2 separate regions of the Homo sapiens genome follow, and region 1 is linked to region 2. Evidence: chromatin loops called from intact Hi-C (ENCODE). Cell type or tissue: endothelial cell of umbilical vein. All regions are shown on one strand. Links, peaks and the distances in the headings refer to the core of each region. The heading gives the core; the rest is flanking DNA.

The links. Hi-C counts contacts between places; a loop is a spot of excess contacts. Peaks named below come from ENCODE experiments on the same cell type or tissue, not always from the same donor. Only the 100,000 strongest peaks of a DNase experiment are listed, where the experiment ranks them.
Region 1: a loop joins it to region 2, with 7 times the contacts of the local background. A loop is called at or near these places in 2 of 110 quality-filtered maps.

What each region holds. Positions count from the first base shown.
Region 1 is chr7:134,665,129-134,674,944 of GRCh38, forward strand. All of the region lies in intron 2 of BPGM (bisphosphoglycerate mutase), which reads left to right. The region is part of intron 1 of LOC124901750 (a long non-coding RNA gene); the gene reads right to left. Among named protein-coding and RNA genes, the nearest start is that of BPGM, 23 kb to the left of the region's middle. In endothelial cell of umbilical vein, for the core only: no CTCF peak of the experiment used is centred there; a DNase peak (open chromatin) is centred at 4,943; H3K27ac peaks cover 4,563 bases.
Region 2 is chr7:134,609,592-134,619,407 of GRCh38, forward strand. It overlaps LOC124901750 (a long non-coding RNA gene), which reads right to left. Exons shown (of 2, transcript XR_007060537.1): 2 at 9,496-9,816. Among named protein-coding and RNA genes, the nearest start is that of BPGM, 32 kb to the right of the region's middle. In endothelial cell of umbilical vein, for the core only: no CTCF peak of the experiment used is centred there; a DNase peak (open chromatin) is centred at 4,490; H3K27ac peaks cover 2,451 bases.

The sequences.
Region 1 (9,816 bases), core at 1,114-9,113, 56 kb after region 2:
GAATTGAAAGGTTAAAGGATTTGTCATTGGCCTAGAAAACAGTGGGGGGTGGCAAACATACGGAAGTGATAACAAAACTGAAATGCATGGCTGTGGAGTGTAGAATACTGGGGAAAATCAAAGTGCACATATACACCATGGAATACTATGCAGCCATAAAAAATGATGAGTTCATATCCTTTGTAGGGACATGGATGAAATTGGAAACCATCATTCTCAGTAAACTATCGCAAGAACAAAAAAACAAACACCGCATATTCTCACTCATAGGTGGGAATTGAACAATGAGATCACATGGACACAGGAAGGGGAATATCACACTCTGGGGACTGTGGTGGGGTTGGGGGAGGGGGGAGGGATAGTATTGGGAGATATACCTAATGCTAGATGACACATTAGTGGGTGCAGCGCACCAGCATGGCACATGTATACATATGTAACTAACCTGCACAATGTGCACATGTACCCTAAAACTTAGAGTATAATAAAAAAAATAAAATAAAATAAAATAAAAATTAATGAAAAAAAAAAAAAAAAAAAAAAAAGTGCAGCTTTGACCACTGGGGCAGAAGTGGACTTACAGGGCTCATTGGGAAATAAGCAGGCATTGGTCTTCAGGCAGCTTCCAGTCCTTCATCTAAAGGGCTTTTTATTTTATTTTATTTTTTATTTTTATTTTTTTAAGTTGGAAGTATGAAACTGAATGACCTTTTCTTTTCTTTTAGAGATTAATGACATTTTCTTTTCTTTTCTTTTCTTTTCTTTTTTAGACAAAGTCTCGCTGTGTTGCCCAGGCTGGAATGCAGTGGTTCGATCTTGGCCCACTGCAACCTTCGCCTCCTGAGTTCAAGCGATTCTCATGCCTCAGCCTTCTGAGTAGCTAGGATTATAGGTGTGTACCACCACACCTGGCTAATTTTTGTAATTTTTTAGTAGAGATGGGGTTTTGCCACGTTTGCCAGGCAGGTCTCGAACTCCTGGCCTCAAGCGATCTACCCACCTCAACCTCCCAAAGTCTGGGATTACGGCATGAGCCACTGCGCACCTGGCCATTAATGACATTTTAAAGTAGCCTTACATTATAACTCCTATCCCTATTACCATAAACAGGCTTTATAGAAAATGTTTTTATTTGGGGGATAATTGATGTAAAACAGTGGGGTTGGTGTAGAAAGAAGTAAATTGTAGGAAATGACTTCAGTAGGAAGTATGTGAACACAGAAAAAGACATGGGCTGCCAGAGAGGGAGGTATCTATGAGAGAGGTAGAGAATAAAAATGATGGGGTTGATGACCAAGGAGGATGGCAGATAGAGGGAAAAAATGGCAGAAAAGCCAGAACATGCAGTTAGGATAAGACCATAGCCTAGAAAACTAATGGAATGGATGTGAGGATCCGGATTTGTCCACAGGAAAATAGAAGGATGGTTTGTAATCTTGATTCTCACCCATTCTGGATATGATGACTTTGTTCCTTTTTGGCCTATAGTACCTCCTGGTGGTACTCCAATTAACACTAATGGAGTTCTTAGATGTTGCTGTAGTTCTCTACTGTGACTTAACTCCCACACCTAACATGGAAGAAATTATGTCATGTGCATGAAATAGGCTGGATTGGATTTCAGGATCACTGCATAAGTTATTGTCTCTAAATGTCAATCTGTGTTAGTAAAGTTTCTCTTACAGTGTCTATTGAAAAATAAGGTCCCAAGTATTCTTTTTCACAACTGCAAGAATTAAGCATAAGTGACTTTCTCAAGATCAGAAGACATAGTATGTCATCATATTTTTTTCACATCATTTCTGTTAATTTAGTGAGATTTTAGCCCTTTCAAAATTGATTGTAGATGTATTCACTCACCAGAATAGGCATGTTAATCTAATGTTAGTCCTCTTGTATTGCATGTCTAACTTTCCACAGCTCAAGTTACAGGGTTTGTGTGCTTCTTGGTAACTTACCAACCTAAAAGAAAGCATTTCATTGGATTTAGATGCTAACTTTTCAAGACTCAAAAAATTAAGTGAATCTCCCCTACTGTTTAGGGGGGAAATAAAGGTTTTCTTTTATAGGAAGGACTGCTTTGCCAGTTCATGTGTATGTGTTTATGGTGGTACAAAATATAAGTTACCATCTTAATTGCCAATTTATGCTTACTATCAAGTTACATGATCATACATGCCCATTTTGTGGTTAATGCCTGTTGTCCGAATGTAATTATTAATAGCATCTCCTTTTACTTTCAAAAGTGCCCCAGTCTGGATGATAAATTATGTGGTTACCTCACTATAAAAATATTGAGCTGGGTGTGGGGTCACGCACCTGTAGTCTCAACTACTAGGGAAGCGGAGGCAGGAGGATTGCTTGTGCCTAGGCTTGAGATCAGCCTGGACAACATAGTGAGACCCCATTTTAGAAAAATAAAAACGTAAAAATGAAGACGTTAGCTTTCACTACTGTTAAGAATTGAATCTAGAAATGGGCATAACCAGGGTTTTATATTTCCTGTAAGCACAAAAGTTGCTAAATTTCTTTGCATTTATTATAAAAGTAAAAACACTTGTGGCTGCAGATTCATCTGGTTCCAAGCCGTGCTTTCTAGAGATGTTTATGTAAACTTCTCCCATATAAAATGGGCTCTTTCAAGGGACTGGAGTAATTTTTCCCTATTTTGTCTCTAAACTGCTTGACAAGCTAAAAAAGTTTTACCTACTGGGGCGGAGTGTGGTAACGGATAGCATCAATGACAGCATACTGTCCTATCAGAAAAATACTTTCTTATTGTTTGAAAACTAGGGTGGGAAGAATCATGACCCCAGTTAAATAACTAATTAGAATATTGGTCTATGCTGAAATCTCAAATTGCTTTAAGATCTTTCTACTAAGAGTATGCTAGTATTACTCATCTCCTCTTAGGTCTAGTCTTAGAGGTGTCATCCATATACCTCAACAGTAAAGAGTGTTGGTTCTGAAGATGTTAGTTGTTTCTCAGATATTTGATATTATGACACTGTAGGCAGTCATATCCTGACTGATGCTTTCTCCATTTGTGGAAAAGAAGACAGGTGCTGTTGGAGGAAACTGAAATCTAAAGAGACTCTAGATTCCTTGGCCGTGATCATGGTAATTAGTTGGCATCAAGAACTCTACTCAAAACTCAGTTCACTGAGGCTCCACACACAGTTATCACCTGGGCTTTAAAACTTTTTTCTAAAAGGTAGCCTTTCCCTTGACCTATTCTTTGTTTGGAATACTGTGTTTTAAGAAGCTGAGTCAAGAACATCCATGGCAGGTAAACTATAAAAAGGTAATTTAATGCAACTAATTGAGTCTTAAATTATTACTGCTGTTATAACATTGTGGTCTGAATGGCACACTCTAGCATAGCTATACGGGATGACCTTTATTCAGTGCATACTGCATGCCAAGCACAGTTTTAGGCATTTTACGTACACATGTTGTTTTATGTAGGAACTAGAACATGGCTCTGAACTCACTGGAAAGCTATGGTTCAATACTGCGTTTTACTTTGCTGTTTAGTATATCCTGGTCATATTTTTTATTTCATTTGATCAATCATTGATCACTAAGCTGTTTTGCTTAAAGAAACTGCTTTAGTAAAAAGAAGCAAACTATTGATACACCCATCATCATGGATGAACCTCAGCTGCATTTTGCCAAGTGAAAGAAATTGGGCTAAAAAAGCTGTGTATTGTATGATTCCATTTATGTGCCATTTGGGAAAATATAGAACTATCGGGAAATAACAGATTGGTGGGGTAAGAGTAGGCTGCTGGGGGCACAAGGAAATTTTAAGGGGTTGATAGAGCTGTTTTATATCCTGATTGGTTATTACACTACTGTATGCAGTTGTCAAAACTCATAGAACTGTATGCTAAAAAGGGTGACTTTTGCTATATGTAAATTATACCTGAAAAAAGACTTGCTTTATCCAGTGAACTCACCATTGCCTTAATTGGGACCTTACCTTTTGTTCACAAAGGTAATAGACTACATTAGTCAATTAGGAGAATTAAGTGAAGGGTTGAAGGTTTGCTATATGCACCTATCTGTGCCTTTGAAAACTAACCTGGAGGGCATTTGTTATGCTTTCTCAAGGCTTCAGGAGCCATCTGGTTCTGACTTTAGCACCTAAACCATGGTCATTATAGGGAACTGCCTTTTAAAGTCCTTCTTCATGAGAAGTTATGTTTGAGAATCTTGCTAATGTTATAGGTTGAAAGCTCCTCTAATAAAGGTTTTTTTTATTTTTTTATTTTTTTATCCCAGACTATCTCTGCTTATTATCATCAATTTCTTTAGCCTTAATTGGGCCTTCCATCCCCTCCTTTTTCTCTTGTAACAACCTAGTCTAGGAGCGGGTCAACAAGGACCTCCTGGAGTCAGCGCAGATGAATGGTACACTGAGAGGCAAGTGATACTGATTCGGAGCTAGATAACACTCTTGTATAAGAATTGCAAACACTGAAACCACATGTCAGTGCCTAAGACAGGCTTCCTGGCTGATGGGGATGACCTCTCCCCTGTCAAATGACTTATTTATATAATATCTCTGCTCATAAATCATATATGCTTTTGAGATTGCTTTACTTTTAATCTGATGATAGTTAATGCTTTCGGAAGAAGTCAAAACAAGACATACAGAATATTATATAGTAAAAAAATGCCTACTTAAGGGACTGCTTTACTGGCTTTTAGAAGTACCATTATTATGCTAATAAGTCCAGGTTAAAAAGCAGGGCCCACCTCTGACTGGTTCAGACACACTTCTCACAAAGCACCACCGTGAAAACATCTAACGCAGACCTAAGTATCTGAAAGCATCCTGTACTGTAGCGTTCCAGACAGGCGTGTGTTTCATTCTCTGTGGTTGGCATAGTCACTTCCTGTTTGTTTCCTGCTGGCGCACGTCCAAGGAAAAGCCAGGTACCAAACTGAAACACTGGATGTAGTCTGCATCTTGCCAGAGGAAATGGATTGTTTAGTCTGGGTTTAAGCACAGGACGAGGCAGTTTCAAGTTTGGAGTAAGAGTGACACACAAGACACTCATGCAAGACAGACTTGATCCCTGAAGACCTGTGTGCAGCTGCATACATAGCAAGGCACAGAAGTGCTGAGATAAAATTAGAGACTCAGGGAGGAAAGGTCAGCTGGGACTAGCTGTGGGGACGGGGACTGATGAGTTGGTTACCTTTGGCATTTTAGTGTGATATTTTCAGAAGCAGCCAATTCAGGCCTCGCTTCTGTGAGGCAAGTAGTTGCCTATTGGTGTGGTTAAGCTTTCTTTTATAATAATTGATTTATAGAACCCTTTATTTTTTAAACATTATAGGCTATTTTAACTATAAAATTAAACGTAGAATGGATTCTTCTCTCTGCCTTACTCTAAATTAGTGGCTGTTATTTTATCGTGTTATTCAAATCACCCTAGCATATCTTTACATATATAGTATTCAGATCTTAAAGAATTAAAATTAAAAATAGATCATTTATGAAACTCTGAATCTCTAGTTTCAGCTCTTATTGGCCATAAAGGAATACAGAACTCTTATCACAGATTGTCGGTGGGGTTTGAATTGTGACTTACTTGACCAGGAGAGGAAAGTGAGGAATGAATGGGTGGCACCTTATTAAATGAATGAGTTGACTGGAGTTGTTTCCCTTTTTTTTCTAATTCCAAAGAGTATACACTACCGAATTGGGGTTTCTTCTTTCCTTCTCATCCTGTAGCGAATCTTTCTGTCTCTCTGACCATCTCTTCTGGTTTTCTAAAATTCAAAGATTTTGAACACTTTGGAGAAAATCAAAGAACATCTAAAGCCATTTAATTTGAATTGTTTATTTTATTGGCACTAGATGTAAACAGCTTTTTGTTCAAGGCTAAGATTCTTTTAATTCTCCTTTTTTTTTCTTGGTAAGGTCATAGGAGAGCACAGTGTTTAATCAAGGCTTCAACAATAAAAGACTAGATTTAATTTGAAAACCCAGAGAGTTCGAATTTATTCAATTCAGGTTTGCACCTAGGGTTCACTAAATCAGGTCTTGTTCATGGTACAAGGGATATAGCACCTATATGTGAATGAGACACACAAGGTCCTTTTGTGGAGCTTTTAACCTCTTTCTGAAATTTGTCTGTACTGTACCTCTGACAAAGTCCTTAGGGTGTTTTCATATATAGGCTTTATGTTTTAGGATTTTTAAATTAACATTTTGTTCTTTTTTTTTTTTTTTTGAGATGGAGTCTCGCTCTGTTGCCCAGGCTGGAGTGCAGTGGTGCAATCTGGGCTCACTGCAAGCTCCACCTCCCAGGTTCACGCCATTCTCCCACCTCAGCCTCCCAAGTAGCTGGGACTACAGGTACCCGCCACCACGCCCGGCTAATTTTGTTTTTGTATTTTTATTAGAGACGGGGTTTCACTGTGTTAGCCAGGATGGCCTCGATCTCCTGACCTCGTGATTGCCTGCCTCGGCCTCCCAAAGTGCTGGGATTATGGGCATGAGCCACCACACCCAGCCTAACATTTTATTCCTTATAGCCTTTAGTTATATGTAAAAAGTAGATTCACATAATAAATACAGCTGTAATTACTTAGTGGATCATATTACTGAATAATTTCTGGACCCTAGCAGCCAAACCATAAAAGTGTTACTTACAGTTGAATAAACATTTACTAAATCTTGCAGTGGGTAAAGCACTGTGTTGTAACAGCATGGGTGATACAGAAATGGATCAAACATTGTTCCTGCTCTCAAGGAATTTATAATCCTGGTGGGAAAAGTGAGCATTTGCACAAGCACCTCTACCAGGAGGTGCTTTAGTAGATGTACAGTGTACATAACAGTTTGTCTTTGGTTCCTGTTCCTGCTATGGTGACTTAGGGGAGGGGGTTGGTAGGTGCAAATTTGACTTCCTGAAGTTATTCCTCTATGCAGAAAATAAAGTTGTTTGACTTTCTCCCCAATTTTGGCCTTGAGCTACTTCCTGGACTTATTACCCCAAACTTTCATTATTTCTTCCTTAAAATATCCCATTATTTAAATTGACTGCAGTTAGCTCCTAGGTGCTTCTACATGAAGATTCGATACTTAAAGGCAGACTTTAAGTATTTAACACAGACTTAAAGACTTTAACACAGACTTAAAGACTTCAACACAGACTTAAAGGCAATGGTGGACCCTTAAAGACAAGGGTAGCTGTGAAGGGAAACACCACTGAGTTCTCACCCTGCACCTGCTCCTCTCCACCCTACTGTAGAACACAGTGCCTTGCCCATTGCAAGAATTTAGTGAATGTTTGTTCAACTGTAAGTAACACTATTATGGTTTGGCTGCTAGGGTCCAGAAATTATTTAGTAATATGGTCCACTAAGTAATGACAACTGTATTTAACTCCACACCACTGTGGAGAGGGGTAGGTACAGGGTGAGAACTCAGCAGTGTTTCCCTTTTCAGCCAACCCTGGAACAATATGGATTTGAACTGCATAGGTTCACTTATACATGGATTTTTTCCCAAAACAACTTGGATCAAAAATACTACACTTGCTAGATGTGAAATCTGTATATACATAAGGCTGATAGGACTAATTCAGTTTGGTTTAATATAGTTCAGATGCATTATTCTGGCCTTAGGAGCTCTGCCTGCTTAACTTTCTTAGGATGATGAATGTAACTTATGCCAAAATTGAGTAATGAGTAATGGCTTCACTGTGGTTTTTCCTAATTTGCTGTTTTAAAATTTTAGTTGGCCGGGCGCGGTGGCTCACACCTGTAATCTCAGCACTTTGGGAGGCCGAGGCGGGCAGATCACGAGGTCAGGAGATAGAGACCATCCTGGCTAACATGGTGAAACCCCATCTCTACTAAAAATACAAAAAAGTAGCCGGGTGTGGTGGCGGGCACCTGTAGTCCCAACTACTCTGGAGGCTGAGGCAGGAGAATGGCGTGAACCCAGGAGGCGGAGCTTGCAGTGAGCTGAGATCGCGCCACTGCACTCCAGCCTGGGCGACAGAGCGAGACTCCATCTCAAAAAGAAAATAATAATAATAAAATAAAATAAAACAAAATTTTAGTCACTTAAGTCTCATTGACTGATTATTAACCAGTCTAAGTATTTTAAATATTTGTAAGTAATTAGTCTGCTGTGTGAATGGCTTGAGTAGTCATTAAAGTGGAATGTTGATTTTATTTATTTATTGGAAACATTTCTATTTTTGTTGAACTCTCCTTCCTTTGTAGTTGAAATATTACGGCGGCCTTTGTTTATTTGGCTCTTTAATTTGGTCCCACACAAAAGGGACCAAACTTGAGAGTGCTGCTATTAAACAGGGGACCTGTTGGATCCGGTTAGATCTGAGGCCATGGTCAAACAAGTGAATCCCATGTATACCCAAGCCCCTTGCTGAAGACCTGGAACTCGTTTCTAAAGTCACAGACAACAACCCCTAAACATGGCCCATCATAATCGCAGTGTGTTAGCTGGGGATCAGACAAACTTATTCATTCCCTTTACCAGTCGTGGGAACACTGGATGGCATCAGCAGATGTCCATTTAGGACCCAGCCTTTCACGAGGGCAGAGCATTCATATAAACATTCTTCTCTCTCCTCCTCAGTAGTCGTGGAAATAACCATGGATAAGTCACCTGACCAGGGTTTAAATCCTGGGGATTTGGTAGTTTAAAAAGGTCCATTTTTACTGCCTTAATAGTCCTGTGAGTAGAGCAGGTTTTTATTTAACCACTCTGGATCTGTTTCCTTTTTTTTTTTTTTTTTTTTTTAAATTGAGACAGAGTCTTGCTGTGTCACCCAGGCTGGAGTGCAATGGCACAATCTCGGTTCACTGCAACCTCCACCTCCCAGGATCAAGCAATTCTCCTGCCTCAGCCTCCCAAGTAGCTGGGATTACAGGCGTCCACCACCACGCCTGGCTAATTTTTGTATTTTTAGTAGAGACAGGGTTTCACCATGTTGCCCAGGCTGGTCTTGAACTCCTGACCTCAAGTGATCCACCCACCTCAGCCTCCCAAAGTGCTGAGATTAGAGGCATGAGCCACTGCGCCCAGCCCTGTTTACTATTTTTTAACATCTTTATTGCGTTATAATTCACATACTATGCAATTCGCCATTTAAAGTATACAATTAAATGGCTTTTAGTGTATTCACAAAATTGTAAATCCATTACCACAATCAATGTTGGAACATTTTCACTACCCTAAAAAGAAACCCAGTGCCCCTTAGCTGTTATCACCCCCCCAGTTCCTCCCCTATTCCACCCAGCCCTGGGCAACAACTAATCTACTTTGTGTCACTATAGATTCACCTGTTGTGGACATTTCATGTAAATGGACTTATGCAGTAAGTGGTCCTTTGTGACTGGCTTCTTTTATTTAGTAGCATCATGCTTTCAAGATTCATCCAAGAACCTTGTTGTGGTTTGGTTCAGTACTTCATTCCTTTTCATTGCCAAATAATATTCTATTGTATGGATATACCACATTTAATTTATCTGTTCATTAGTTAATGGACATTTGTGTTGTGTTCACTTTTTGACTATTATGAGTAATGCTGCTATGAAGGTTTGTGTACAAGTTTTGTATAGACTCATATTTCACTTCTCTTGGGTATATGCTTAGTAGTGGAATTGCTGGGTCATATGGTAGATCTGTGTTTAACAAAAGGAATTGCCAGACTGTTTTCGAAAGAGGCTATAGCCTTTTGCATACCTGATTTTACAGTGTATTATGATTCCAGTTTCTCCACATCCTTATTCACACTTGTTTATAATCTGACTTTTTAT
Region 2 (9,816 bases), core at 992-8,991:
AGTGAAATTCTATCTCTACTAAAAATACAAAAATTAGGCCAGGAACAGTGGCTCACGCCTGTAATCCCAGCACTTTGGGAGGCGGAGGTGGGCTGATCACGAGGTCAGGAGATCAAGACCATCCTGGCTAACACGGTGAAACCACGTCTCTACTACTAGCCAGGCGTGGTGACATTGCACCTGTAGTCCCAGCTACTCAGGAGGCTGAGGCAGGAGAATCGCTTGAACCCAGGAGGCGGAGGTTGCAGTGAGCCGAGATCACACCACTGCACCCCAGCCTGGGCGGTAGAGCGAGACTCAGTCTCAAAAAAAAAAAAAAAATTAGCTGGGCATGGTGGTGCATACCTGTAATCCCACCTACTCAGGATTCCACTGCTGAGGCAGGAGAATCGCTTGAACTCAGGAGGCAGAGGTTGCAGTGAACTAGGATGGCACCACTGCACTCCAGCTTGGGTGACAGAGTGAGACTCCTTTTCCAAAAAAAAAAAAGTAAAAACCATACCAAAGGCTGGATGTGATACATGGGCCATAGTTTGGCAATCCCTGGTCTAGATCAAGGCACCTCTAAAAATTTCACAGATGTGTCATGCCCTTGAATATTTGTAGGGCTTATCTTCTATCACCTGAGGTGCAGATGCCTTACTTAGGCATTGAGAACTCTAGTCACTTTTTGCTACCAGGTCTGCTTGGCATGATCTCATCAAAATAGTGGAACAATGACCAGAATGTCCAGGTGATCAAGGTCCATCATCTGTCTAGTTCAAACAAGGACCAAACTGGTAAATTGAATGGGTTTTCATGGGGAGAATCACTCCTGCATCCTTTAAGTGTTTGAGGAAGACACAAATCACTTCAGGATGCAGCAAGTAGCTACTTGAGGAAAGATTGTGAATAGCTACTTTAACTACTTGCTATGGCATTGCTGGCACTTCCTCAAGGGGACATGGCCCTTTAATCAGTGTATTCTAAGTCTTAAAATGGCCTTAGTTCTTAAAACGGGACAAGAGATCATGATTCCCTATCATGTGCTGACCAACCCAAGGTGTTTTTCAGATTATTAATCAAACAATATCTTAATGTATGTAGCTGCTAGGATACCATAGTTTATTAGTCTTAGGCTCCCTAGTTGTTACTCTGGCCTTGTTACCCATTAGGGTAATTGAGTATACCTGTCTTCCTGCAAGGTTGTTGTGGAAATTAACGCAGCAGCTAATTTCAACAATCCTACCTTTCGACAGTTTTATGCTGTCATCTGGCTATTCTAGATCCTATCATTCTTATTGACACCAGGGAGCCCAGTTTCTGAGAGTGTCTCCTACTATCAATCTTGACCTACAGAGGACACACAACATTGAGTTTCTCAAGGTGCTAGTGCCTCCTTTATGAATGCTTTATTCCTTATTGCTTTAGTAAAGAGAGCATCCTCTGGGTCCTCATGGGAAACATAATCATCTAGTGGTTCTTTGGTGTCTCACAATACATCAGTTCTAACATGCCTACCTTTCTGAACTTTTAGATCCCTTCCTCTGCCAAGGAATTTCCAGCATCTCTACCTCATTTACTGCAGACATAATTGTTTACAAGCTGCAAGGAGCTATTTTAGCAGTTTATTAGCAGTGGCTCCAGCTATCCATACCAGGACAAGCTCGGGGAGGAGAAAGCAAAGAGCAAGGAGAATGAAAGAACAGACCACACGCCTTCTTCCCTCTGTTAAATCCATCAACCAAAAATCAGTTCTGAACTGTGGGAGGGGAAACATGTTGAAATGCATTACAGTTTGAAGTTTTTAGCCAGATAGTACATTTTAGTACCTGAAAAGTCAGATTGTTTTAACACACAATAGTGGCTGGAAAGTGATTGCCTATGATATCTCCAAGGAACAGGGAAGAGAGGAGAACCAATGGTATTCTGGGGTTGGGGGACAAGATGTTGCTCTGCAGTGAAGTGGTGTGATCTCAACTCACTACAGCCTCAACCTCCCTGGCTCAGCCAATCTTCCCATCGCAGCCTCCTGAGTAGCTGGGACTACAGGGGCACACTACCATGCCTGGCTAATTTTTTCATTTTTGTAGACACAATGTCTCACTATGTTGCCCAGGCCGGTCTTGTGTTTCTGGGCTCAAGTGATCCTCCCATCTTGGCCTTCCATAGTGCTGGAATTACAAGCATGAGCCACCATGCCTGGCCCCAGTGGTATTTTTGAAGGCAGTGGTGCAAGAAAAATAGCTGTTTCCTCATTGTTCACTACCAATTACAGACAGTTCAAATAACAAGCTGTACAAGTATTGCAGTGCAAAATGGAGTTACTGCCTCTTCGTTCTTTGATTTTTTTTTTCCATTTAGGAAATGGGTTAAAATAAGCTATTGTGCAATATGAAATTACTAGACATTCTGTCCTTTATAAACACAAATACATTAATTCTGCATACCGTAATATGTGAACCGGTTTTGGAGACTGGAGAGTAGTAACATAAATGCCATACAGGAGCTTTAGCCATTCACTATGGCGCTCAAGGAAGGAAATAAATGTCTCATCCATGGCCATGGGGGGCGGCTGTTCAAAGAGAGCTTAATGAAACAGGTTATACTTAAACAGAAGTTGACATGCTGAGTGTGGTTTTGAAAGATATACAGAAAAAATGATTTCTGAGTATAGAGAACAATAGGAAAAGGTATGGCAGTATACTAAAAATGAGTAATCCAATTTAGATGAAACAAAGAATCTATGAAGAGATATAATGGAAAACAAAGCCTGAAAAACATACTTGGCCAATATCTGAAGTCTTGGACACAAGGTGGCAGGATTTATACATTATAGGTAGGCGTATGCTATGGTTTGCATACATAGTTCACATGTTGGATGTGATCACCTTAACACCCAAGGTGATGGTATTAAGAGGTGGGGTCTTTGGGAGGTAGCGAGGGCTCCATCCTCATCAATGAAATTAGTGCCCTTATTAAAGGACTTGAAGGCACCTGTTAGCTTCTTCTGTCTTTTCTGCCATGTGAGGATGCTGCAAGAAGGCACCCTCACCAATTACTGAAGCTGCCAGCACCATGATCTCAGACTTCTCAGCCTCTAGCACTGTAAGAAATACATTTCTATTGCTTATAAATTCCCCCATCTAAGACATTTTGTTATAGCAGCAGGAACAGACTAAGGCAGTATATTAGTCCATTTTCAAGCTGCTGATAAAGACATACCCAAGGCTGGGTAGTTTATAAAGAAAAAGAGGTTTAATAGACTTACAGTTCCGCGTGGCTGAGAGAGGCCTCACAATCATGGCAGAAGGCGAGAAGCACATTTTACAAGGTGGCAGACAAGAGAAAAATGAGAACCATGCGAAAAGGGTTTCCTCTTATAAAACCATCAGATCTCATTAGACTTATTCACTACCATGAGAACAGTATGGGGGAAACTGTCCCCATGATTCAATTATCTCCCACTGGGCCCCTTCCACAACATGTGGGAATTATGGGAGCTACAATTCAAGATGAGATTTGGGTGGGGACACAGCCAAACCATATCAGGCAGCATAAGAAAGATTGATTGAAATTCTAATATTTCCCTTGGTGTTTTAAAAATAATTTATTTAAATTCTTATTTATAAACTGAACCTCAAGATAGAGGAATTGGGAGTAAGACTCCACTAAGGGACAGTGGGAAGGGAGCTGGGAAGCACAGCAGTGACTGGGGTAACTATCAGTACATTCTGATGGGAGGGACTTAGTGGAAAGAGACAGCCCAAAATTCTTGCTGCATCTGCCAGTCAGCATAGTTGAGGTGGGAACAGACAGGGCCCTGTTACTCAGGCACCACTTCTGAATTTGGCATCCTCCAATAAGTCTTTCTTTCGCTGAAGTCCACCCACTACCCCATCCCAGTCTGATCTTGGTCTGAGTATAGGAAGTGAATGGTATACCTCTGTGTCAGACCCTGTGTGCCAAGGGTTCTTTACCTCTGGAGCTGATCACTTAACCTTCAAGTTGAATACTGGAGTCCAGTATCAAAACACCGCATTTACATTAACAAGCATATGCTTCCCCATTCCTTAATCATCAGAAGGAATAGAGTTATTAGAAAGTTGCTAAGGTGTTAGAAATCCATCAGTTGTCTGAGAAAGTTAGTGGAAGGATGCAGTAGAACAACACATTTAAAATGACTACCACTTCCTGGCACAGAGTAGATATTCAATATCAAGTTTCCTCTCTGTTGTTTTCCTACACAAGAGAGTGGCACAGAGTAAGTAATATCTGTCCTATAAACACTCACCATGGCTATCCCTCCCTGCCCTGCTAAAAGAAGACATAGTATATCCTCCCATTAATTTCTTTCCCCATTCCTACAGATATTCTTCCTATGAGATGGTGTCATCCTTATCCATTCCTGTTTTCTTCTTCTGGACACCTATGGTTTGTTTCTGTCCGTTTATGATGCAATACCTCAAACAACATTCAGTTCCTCAGATATGAGCTGACTAATGAAGGAGAAACAAAAGGGCTTCTTCCTCTTGGCTTAGATGCAACAATTCTGTTTTTCCAGGCTAAGGATTTCTTCGGGGTTTTGTTTTTCTTTGGTTTGGTTTGGTATAGCGCCACAAGTTGCTGTTGACTCATTTAGCTTCTAGCCAAAGGAAACCCCTGAGCCTCTTTTTCCTCCATGTGATGCTGCTGAGCCATCTCTTCCCCACCCAGATCTTGGAGAGCTGTTTGCTTTTCTAGATCTGAGTAAAGGACCTCTCATACCCAGTAAATTCCATCTTGTTAGATTCATTTTCTTCATTGTAGCCTTTAAGCACATTAACTATCCTGTTCCATCACCACTCCACATATCTTCTTCAAATTAGATTGATTTTCCAGTGATGTTCTTTATTGAAGACATTGCTAAAAAGCCTAAGTAGGACAGGAGACAACACTGAGCCCTGTGACCTGCCACAAGAAGCCTCTTAACAGGTTGAAAGAGAATTCATTAAACAGAACTCTTTTGGTATGGTCATTCAACTGGATGTGAATTCACCTAATTGATCTAGAATCCAGTTCATATTATTACACATTTTCTTTTTTTTTTTTCTTTTATATTTAGATGGAATCTCGCTGTCACCCAGGCTGTAGTGCAGTGGCCTGATCTTGGCTCACTGCAACCTCTGCCTCCCGGGTTCAAGCGATTCTCCTGCCTCAGCCTCCCAAGTAGCTGGGATTACAGATGCCTGCCACCACGCCTAGCTAATTTTTTGTATTTTTAGTAGAGATGAGGTTTCACTGTGTTAGCCAGGATGGTCTCGATCTCCTGACCTTGTGATCCACCCGTCTCGGCCTCCCAAAGTGCTGGGATTACAGCCATGAGCCACAGCGCCCGGCCTATTACATATTTTCTAAAACAAATCATGAGATATCTTGCCAAATGCTTTGTTCAAGTCACATCTACAATTTTTGCGGCACTCACTTCATCTTCCAGTCTAGAAAGTCTATCAAAAATGAAAATAATTCTACTGTAGAATGGTTTACTCTTTGTGAATACTGTTTATTAATGTTTGAAATGTACCACCCCTCTCCATTGCCCTCACCCATTAAAAAACTCATTTTCTAAAATGTGCCTCCCGCCGCCCCACTTTTTTTTTTTTGAGGCAGAGTCTCGCTCTGTCACCCAGACTGGAGTGCAATGGTGTGATCTCAGCCCACTGCAACCTCCGCCTCCCAGGTTCAAGCAATTCTCTTGCCTCAGCCTCCCGAGTAGCTGGGACTATAGGTGTGTGCCACCACACCCGGCTAAGTTTTGTATTTTTAGTAGAGATGGGGTTTCGCCATGTTGACCGGGCTGGTCTCAAACTCCTGACCTCAAGTGATCTGCCTGCCTTGGCCACCCAAAGTGCTGTGATTACTGGCATGAGCCACCACACCTGGCCTCAAATGTACCCCTTTTTTCATAGAGACAGTACAGCACTGTGATCCAAAGTGTGGCTTGAATCCTGGCTCCTCTACCTTCTGGCTGTGCTGACATGGGCACGTCGCCTTGGCTATCTGTCCCTCAGGTTCTTAATCAGTAAAATGAGAACAATGATAGAACCCACATCATAGGATTAGTATAAGGATTGAATCACTTCACATTGATAAAGCATTTAGAAGCATTTCTGGCACTTTAGTAAGCAAAATATGATTCTGGAATTTGGAAGATATTTGAGCTAGAGATATAAACATGGGAGTCTTTGGCATATCAATAGTATTTGTTTTACCTTGGGTTCCCCTAGAAGCAGATCCTGACAAGGATGTTAGTGTAAATACTTTATTTGGGAGGAGAGTCCAAGAAATACTGGTGGAGAAATGGGGAATTGAGACAGGAAAAGGAAGGACGTCAATAAACGGTGCATTATGAAGTAAGTTACTCTTGCAGATAACAGATGTTTAGTTCCATTGTGGGACTCTGGGAGACAGTGTAGAAGAGGCCTTAAAGTTATCCTAACTGAGGGACCAGAAAGCTAAATAATTATCCATCAAACCTCAACCGTCTTTGGCCAAGGCCTGCTTTGGGGGCTTAACTCTTCAGCAGTTCCAGCTTCTCTGCAAGAGAGTCCAGAGCTCCCTGGGTCAAGAAAAGGCCCCAAGGCAGAGAATCTGAAGTGCCCCCAGTAATCAGCCTTCTGTGTGCAGAGGTGAGTCTTGAGGGACTATGAGTGGGGCACCCAAGCATGAGAGTATCTGATGTCATCCTAGGAGTGAGTGAAGTTAGAGAGAAGGTGGGGTCTGGCCACCAAAGTGCTGTAGCACTCCAACATTTGGAGGTCAAGAAGATAAGATGGAACCAGGAAAAGAAACTGAGGAGAGGCCAGTGAAAAAAAAGAGAGTAGAGTTCTGGACTCCAAGTTGAGAGGAAGAATCCAAGCAGGAGGAAGAATCAACCATGTCAAATGCTGCAGAAAGGTCAAATAAGGTGAGGATTGAAGATTGACCATTGGATTTAGATACTTGGAGGCCACTGTTGACCTTGACAGGAGCAGTTTTACAGAGGTGGTTCAGGATAGGGCGTGAGTTCCAAAGAAGTAAAATTGGAGGCAGCCTGTATAGACAACTCTTTCAAATAGTTGGTTGTAGAGAAATAAAACAGTGGCTGAAGGGGGTGTGCATGTCGAGAGAGAGAGAGTTTGAGAAGGGAAGTGTTGTAGCATGGTTGTATGTGGATGGGATTAATTCAGTCAAGAGGGAAAAACTGATGATGCAGGGAAAAGAAGGATAGTTATGAAAGTGTTATCCTTCATAAGTGAGAGGGAATGGGATCTTGTGCACAAGCAGAGGAAGTTTCCTTAGAAGCAGAGACCACTTGTCAATAGCAACAGAGAGAAGGCAGAAGGGTCTACACACTCCACCACAGATGCAGACAGGTGGTGAAGTGTGTAGAAATTCGCTTCTGAGCTCTGATAAATTTGACAGAAACAAGCAAGTCAGCTGATATCTGATGATTGGGGCAGAGGGGATGTTGGAGTATTGAGGAGAATGGAGAAGGTGGGAAGTAATCATCCAGGATTGAGAATAGATGAGGAACAGGGAGAAGGATCGCCAAGCAGCACCAAAGGGTCATGGGAGATGAGTGGCCTAAGGGCAGTCGGCAGAGTTTTGTCTTTCTCCAGCCATGTTCAACTGCTTGGGTGCAGACAGAGTGGAGGAGAAATAGATTTAACCAAGGTTGGGTATGCTTTATGTCCAACTTCCAACATGTAACCTTGCTCCAGGAAGACATTATGTAGTTATTGGCTAAGAAATTAAATTTTATTGAGACAATAATCCTGAATTCCAAGAGTTTTGAGAATATGTTAAAAGCAAAGTGAGATAAAAGAGATTTATGGGAAAGCAAAGCAGAAGTTGCTTTACTCAATCCATTTTGAAGGTGTTTCTTTGCCAAAACTGAATAGAGGGCTAGCAGAAACTTGTTTACCCTCCATAAATGTTGGGAGCTGGCTTTCCTCTCTGAGTCTCTTGATTCTGGTGGACCCTGTAACCACTGACTAGCTAAGTAATCAGAACCCAACATGTCCTTTAACTGTAAGAGTGGTAAATTATCTGTTCCAGTTTAAAAGAGGCTGAGTATGTTACAATCACAGGGACTATAAAAAGCAAGGAAGGTGTGTGTGAAGTAGCTCCACCTTTCTCCAGTAAACATGTCTTACTCTAGGTGTCTTACAGCAGAGTTCACATCCCTTCATGAGCCTCTGGTCAAAGATTCTAGTAAGAAAACTCTTGGAGACCTGAAGCTGGATAATCAGGACCTCTATTTTACCCCTAGATAATGGGAGTTAAGGCACTGCGTCTTTCTGTCCTAGTATCCAGTTTATCTAGTTTCTGGACAAGGTCAAACAGCTCAGTTGTAGATACTCAAAAGACAACCTTAGCAGTAAGCCACAAGATGTGTGCAACAAAGAAGGTGCATAGTGCGTTGAACGGTGTCCTCCCAAAAAGATATGCTCAAATCCTAATTCCCAGAACCTGTGAATGTATGCTTATTTGGAAAGGAGGCCTTTGCAGATATAATTAAGGATCTTGGGATGAGATTATCCTAGATTCAGGGTGGGCCCTAAATCCACTGATTGATATACTTAAGACAAAAGAGAGGGAACTTTGAGACACATGGAAGCACAGATGAAGGTTTCATGAAGCACGAGGCAGAGGTTAGAGTGCTGTGTCCACAAGGGCCAAGGATTGCTGGAAACCAGAGGCGAGGAGAGAGGCATGGAACAGATTCTCCCTCAGATCCCCCAGGAGGAACCAACCCTGCAGACACCTTGATTTCAGACTTCTGACCTACTTAACTGTGAGAGAATACATTTCTGTTGTTTTCAGCCACAAATTTGTGGTTCTTTGTTAAGGTAGCCCTAGGAAACTGATACAGGGTGGGAACTCCTATTTTAGTCGTGTGAAGAGTGAATGGTCTGGAAAAACACAATGATGTATTCATGTGGCTAGGGAGACTAAGACCACCTGTAGTCCCTGAAACTTTGGGGGTAATCTCCTTCAAGTTCCCTTTAGAAAAATATGGCTCCTCTTCCAGAAACCACATATCCTGATAGTCTGAAATATCTGTAGTTATTTTTAGGCCATTGTTCCATTTCCATGGAAGTGTTTGCAAAATTAGCCGGACATGGTGGCACGCAGTAGTCCCAGCTACTGGGGAGGCTGAGGCGGGAGGATCACTTGTGCCCAGGAGTTCATGGTTGCAGTGAGCTCTGATCACGCCACTGTACTCCAGCCTGAGTGACAGAGTGAGACCGTGTCCCAGGAAAAAAAAAAAGAAAAAAAGAAAGAGTTTGCAAATATTTTGTTTCCCAGGAAGTCATAATACCCTTATGATTCAGTCAGCCTGATTCTGCAGTCCTGAAATCTCGGCTTGCAGCAGATGTGTGCTGAGAAGGCTGTGCTTACAGAGAGCAGCCTCCCAGATCCCTGTATGCCCTGATTCCTGGCTTGTCTCATCTGGAATAAAAAGAAGTAACAACCAACACTGCACTTTGATGCTTTTATTCATTTGCTGCTTTTATTCATCTGTTCTCCACCTCAAGTGCCCTCACCCCACTTGGGGAGTCCTGGCTTATCCTTCAAGACTTGCCCAAATGCCTTCTGCCCTGTGAAGTCCTCCTTGAAACTGAAGAAGCAATTATTCTTCCTTCTACGTTCCCACAGAACTCTGCACCTCTATTAAAGGACTTATTAAATTCTATTACAGCTTAGTTTTTATGTAACTGTCTTCCCTGAAACACTCCAGAGGTGGCATCATGACTTACTCATGTCTGAATCACCAGCACTTAATCTAGAACCTAGCTCAATAGTTTTCAT